Linked DNA regions of Homo sapiens: region 2 is linked to region 1. Evidence: read pairs that join two places in POLR2A ChIA-PET (ENCODE). Cell type or tissue: MCF 10A. All regions are shown on one strand.

Region 1 (2,500 bases):
GAGAATCCCTGTGGGAGAAAAACAAAGAAGGTTCTGGATAAGGTTGCAGGTTGTAGGGTGGTGAGACTGCAGGAACACTTTCAAGTTCACAGAACAGGTAAGGAGAGGGAGGGTATATGGATAGTTGCCATGATCAGCCTCAGTGATGTCTCAAAGAAAGGTGGCTAGTAATGGTGTCTTTCTCCCAGTTTACAGCTTTTCTAGGCTTTGCCTGAGCCAGAGGGAGAAGGACAGAGTTTAGACTAAACTCGGTCATTAATGAGTCTATAGGTAGGAATTTTCTTGTAAGGTTCCCCAGTTGTGGTGGAAGTGACACCTAAGGGCCTATTCCCAGATACTGAGGGCTACCTTCCCCACATTTACAGCTAAGTAGGATTCTAGGTTCGCCTTCTGTGTTCCCTTCCTTGTCCCCAGCCCTCCACAGCTTGCTTCCACCCGCAGGTGGCTCCGCAGCACTGCACCACAGCCACAGGCACAGCACTGGGGAAGGAGGTGAGGACTTAGGAGCTGGTAGCCACGAAGGTCACTTAGTGGTTGGCTACTGGCATTCAGAGATTTGAGATTTGTACGGGGCGTTCAGAAAGCTCCCCGTGCTGGTTCAGGGACCATAAAGAAGATACAGCAAGATAGGGACGTGGATTCTCCAGGGATGGTGAGGACTTTCAGGACACCTGGTCCAAAACACTGCGGTGGAGGGTGTGACCAGAGGGGCCCCAGGGGCTGCATAGAGCTCCGCTGCCTCAGGGAGACTGCGGAACGCCATGGAGTGTGCAGTAAGGATGGGCAAGCGAGATGTTAGTAGAGCGAGAGGATACGGACACATGGCATGGAAGATGCAGGTGACAAGGGCGCAGATCTCAGGAAGTGCACACTAGGGATGGAGATGCAGACGTATGCATTGGTAGTTGAATGCAGAAGGCGGAGAAGCACAGGGTAGAGATGCCTGAAGCACAGCCAGAACAGTGGCTCACCTTGTTCAAGGTGGGCCCGCACGGCCCTCAGCTGACTCTCTGTACCGATATCGCCGATCACAATTAGCAAAGAGTGCTTCTGCAGGTCCCAGCGTGCAGCCGCCACCGCGGCTCCGGCCTCGCACAGCAGCTCCGCGGGGTTCTGAGCCAGCGGTGCGCCGGGACTTCGGAGCCCCAGCCCCGGAGTTGTCTCCATGGCAACGCCGTGAGGCCGCGCAGGCTCGGCCTCGGTCTCCATGGAAACACCCGCGGAGTGTTAGTCCGGCAGCTTCCGCTGCAGGCAGAGTGCGCGCGGCTCTTAAAGGCCGGCGGCAGGTGCAGTTCATTGGCTGCTGCCTGTCAGGGGGCGTGGCACAGGCGCCGCAGGGGCGGGCCGGAGCTGGAAGCTCGTGCTCTGCGGTCTCGCCAGGCTAGAGGGTGGTGGCCGCCCCCTTCCTCCCACCACGCCCTCCCCAGTACCAGCGGGAGCTTCCACTTAGACTTGAGCGGGGGTGGGGTCTCTGGGGGACCCATTGGTGGGGCGAGGCGGTTGCCTCGGCGCCGGAAGAAGCTTCTAGTTAAGATGTATCCCTGATAAGTACTGTCTGGCAATTCCGCAGCCTCGCCCGAACTGAGGGGAGCCATCTTGTCCCTCTCTGCCTCCGAGTTTGTATCGTTGCCTCCATCTGTGTCTGTGTGTCTGTATTATCGTTGTTTGGCGTGTTTTTTTTTTTTTTTGTTTTTTGTCACTGCCTGCCTGGGTCCTGCCCGAGGTCTCCATCCTCGGTTTCCCTGTCCTTGCCCCGGGCCCTGGGAGTGCTCTGGAAGGCTGCGCAGTATTGGAGGGGACAGAATGACCTTCCGGCCTTGAGTCCCTGGTGAGTTGTTATTCTGAAGATAGCAGTTGGCTGGCTAGTTTCCATCTCTGCTGAGTGCAGGACTCGAGTGCAATGAGCTCAGACTGCAGCAAGGGGGATTTGAGTAAAACCTAGGAAAGACCTTCCCATCTTCAAGTGATGTGACAGTGAGATGGGTCTCCCTCAGGAGACTGTTGTATTACTTCCCCCCCTCCCACCCCCCGGGAGTTCTTAAAACAGAAGGAGCAGTGTTTGCACCAAAGAAGGGGTTGACAGTTCTAAGATCAAAACCAGAGGTTGGGAAAGGACTGAGGAGGCCTTGCACTGTTTTATGACTGACTGGAACATCTTTGTAAAAAAGTGCTGTTAGTCTAGCCTCCCCCATTCCTCAGTGTGTCTCCACCTACTCCACACTCCAGAGTAGTCTTTTACCCAGGATACCGAATCATTCTGTACATGTATGTATGGGAGCGCCTATCTTTCACCCTAGGGCTCCAGCAGCACTTGTTTTTTTGTTTTTTTGTTTTGTTTTGTTTTTTGGGTTTTTGGGTTTTTTTTTGTCCCGTTTGCCTTTGCTTTGGAGATAGTACAGGAAAGAAAGGAACACAGTATCAGATTCAGCAAGGCTGCCTGTGAGCCACGTTCTGATTGGGCAGTGTCTGCATGTTAAATACTTCACAGCGGCCGGGCACA
Region 2 (2,500 bases), 410 kb after region 1:
GGTCCATGATAATGAGGACTGAGAAAAATTGGGAATCAAGAGACTTGTGAGGTAGTCTGCCAGAACTTCTGCCTTCTGTCTTCCTCGACTAGATTTTCTTCCTTAAGTCAATTTCAGAAGATACCTCTTGGCATGATACTCAGCTCTTTTCTATTGCCTGTTTATAACCTCTACCTAGGGGATTTCATCTAGTTCTGTGACTTTAAATACCATTTGTATGTATTCAGTTCCCAAATTTATATCTCTGTGTCATCTCACTTCTGAACTCCAGAATCATAAATCCAACTGCCTACTTGACATCTTCACTTGGATGTCTGGTGTTTCAAACAGTGGGAGCAATTAAGAAGTTGCTGCTGTAACCCAAGCCATAGTTGATGGTAGCTTGCACTGGAAAGGTTATCCTTGGAGATAGAGTGAAGAGGATGAATGTGAGAAAGATTTTAGAAGGATGGAAGAAGCAAAAAGACTTGCTGATAGATTAGGCATGAGGCAAAAGGTAAGGAATAGATGATATCTGCATCCTCAGTTTTTGGTTTAAGCATTCATGGCAGCGGTTGTGTTGTTTCCAGCGGTATGATCTCGGCTCATTGCAACCTCTTTGTCCCAAGTTCAAGTGATTCTCTTGCCTCAGCCTCCCGAGTAGCTGGAATTACAGGCATGCACCACCATGCCTGGCTTTTTTTTTTTTTTTTTTTTTTTTTGTGAGCCAAGGTCTCTCTCTGTCGCCAAGGCTGGAGTGCGTGGCGAGATCTCGGCTCACTGAAACCTCTACCTCCCGGGTTCAAGCGATTCTCCTGCCTCAACCTTCCAAGTAGCTGGGATTACAGGTGCCTGCCACCACGCCTGGTTAATTTTTGTATTTTTAGTAAAGAGAGGGGTTTCACCATGTTGGCCAGGTTGGTCTTGAACTCCTGACCTCAGGCAAGCCGCCCACCTCAGCCTCCCAAATTGCTGGGATTATAGGCATGAGCCACCGTGCCCAGCCAGTTTTTTTGTATTTTTAGTAGAGGTGGGGTTTCACCATATTGGCCAGCCTGGTCTCGAACTCCCGACCTCAAGTGATCCACCCACCTCGGCCTCCCCAGTTGCTGGGATTACAGATGTGAGCCATCGCACCTGGCCTTGGTTGTGTCATATATTGAGAGGAAAGACAAGATTTTAGGAGAGGAAAGGAGAAAGGCAGATCAAGAGTTTTGTTGTCCCTGTCTCAGTAGACAGCACCTCCATCATAGCTCTTGAAGACAAATAATTCTGTCTCCACCCATGTAGTCCAAGTCACTCTCTGTTGTCTTGGCTACTGCAGTGACTTCCTAACTGGTCTGTTTGCTTCCACTGTTGCCCTCTTCCTGTCCATTCTGCACAGAACAACCAGAGTAATCTTTTAAAGATTAAATGAGATCATGTCAGTCTCCTACCTAAATCCTCAGTGGCTTTCTCTTATACTTATAAACTCATTACAAGCCTTCAAGACTTTGCCTGGTCCAGCCCCTGCATCTCCACCTCATTTCCTGTTACATTCTCCTCACTCATCCTGGCCTGTTAGTACAAGCCCAAGCTGTATTTTGCTTTAGGGTCTGTGCTGTTGCTTGCTGTTTGCTTTTCCTAGAGTGTTCTTCCTCTGCTTTTTCTTAATACACACTCTGTCTAAAAGATGGGTTCCTCTTATTCTCTGTCAAAGCAACCTGTTTATTTCTCCCATTTCAATTATTACAATCTGTAATTACTGTATTGTCTTTATTTACTTAGCAAAATGTCTGTTTCTTCCTCCAGAGGGAGAGGTAAGTTCCATGAAGGGAAGGATCATGTGTGACTTGTTCATTGATGCATCTTTTTTTTTGAGACGGAGTCTCGCTCTGTCGCCAGGCTGGAGTGCGTGGTGCGATCTCGGCTCACTGCAACCTCCGCCTCCCGGATTCAAGCGATTCTCCTGCCTCAGCCTCCTGAGTAGCTGGGACTACAGGGGCATGCCACCATGCCCAGCTAATTTTTGTGTTTTTAGTAGAGACGGGGTTTCACCATGTTGGCCAGGATGGTCTCGATCTCTTGACCTCATGATCCATCTGCCTCAGCCTCCCAAACTGCTGGGATTACAGGTATGAGCCACCATGCCTGGCCACATTGATGTATCTTGGTATGTGATTGATACAGAAGACACTTAAATATTTTTAAATGAATGAATAACTGAGGATCAACATTAATGATTTATTGTAGTAAGATTAGTAGTGATTGGTGGATGGAGGTTGTAGATAGAAAAAAGGGAATGAGCCGGCATGTTAGGGTAGTGGCTAACCTTCGAGTCCAGGCTGAACAGGGAGGTAATAAAAGCCAAAACAGGAAATCTGGAGGGAATTGGTGGGATTGAGGTGTTAAAGGGCATGAGGTTGACATAAGTGGGAGGACTGAACTTTGTGGTCAGAAAGGGGCATTTTAGAATTTGAGTACATGGGGGCACATCAAGTTTTTGTGATGGTAGAGCCAGGTTAAAGGCACCTCTTGGCCT

The links. ChIA-PET counts read pairs that join two places held together with the same protein. Peaks named below come from ENCODE experiments on the same cell type or tissue, not always from the same donor. Only the 100,000 strongest peaks of a DNase experiment are listed, where the experiment ranks them.
Region 2: POLR2A ChIA-PET joins it to region 1 with 6 read pairs; 3 of 35 experiments call an interaction of 5 or more read pairs at or near these places.

Annotation. Positions count from the first base shown.
Region 1 is chr15:43,509,698-43,512,197 of GRCh38, reverse strand. It overlaps a transcript of TP53BP1 not described here and a transcript of MAP1A not described here. Among named protein-coding and RNA genes, the nearest start is that of MAP1A, 6.7 kb to the left of the region's middle. RefSeq lists enhancers at 889-1,108, 1,549-1,668 and a silencer at 1,209-1,368. In MCF 10A, no CTCF peak of the experiment used is centred here; a DNase peak (open chromatin) is centred at 1,267.
Region 2 is chr15:43,100,170-43,102,669 of GRCh38, reverse strand. The region is part of intron 1 of UBR1 (ubiquitin protein ligase E3 component n-recognin 1); the gene reads left to right. Among named protein-coding and RNA genes, the nearest start is that of UBR1, 4.6 kb to the left of the region's middle. In MCF 10A, no CTCF peak of the experiment used is centred here; a DNase peak (open chromatin) is centred at 1,519.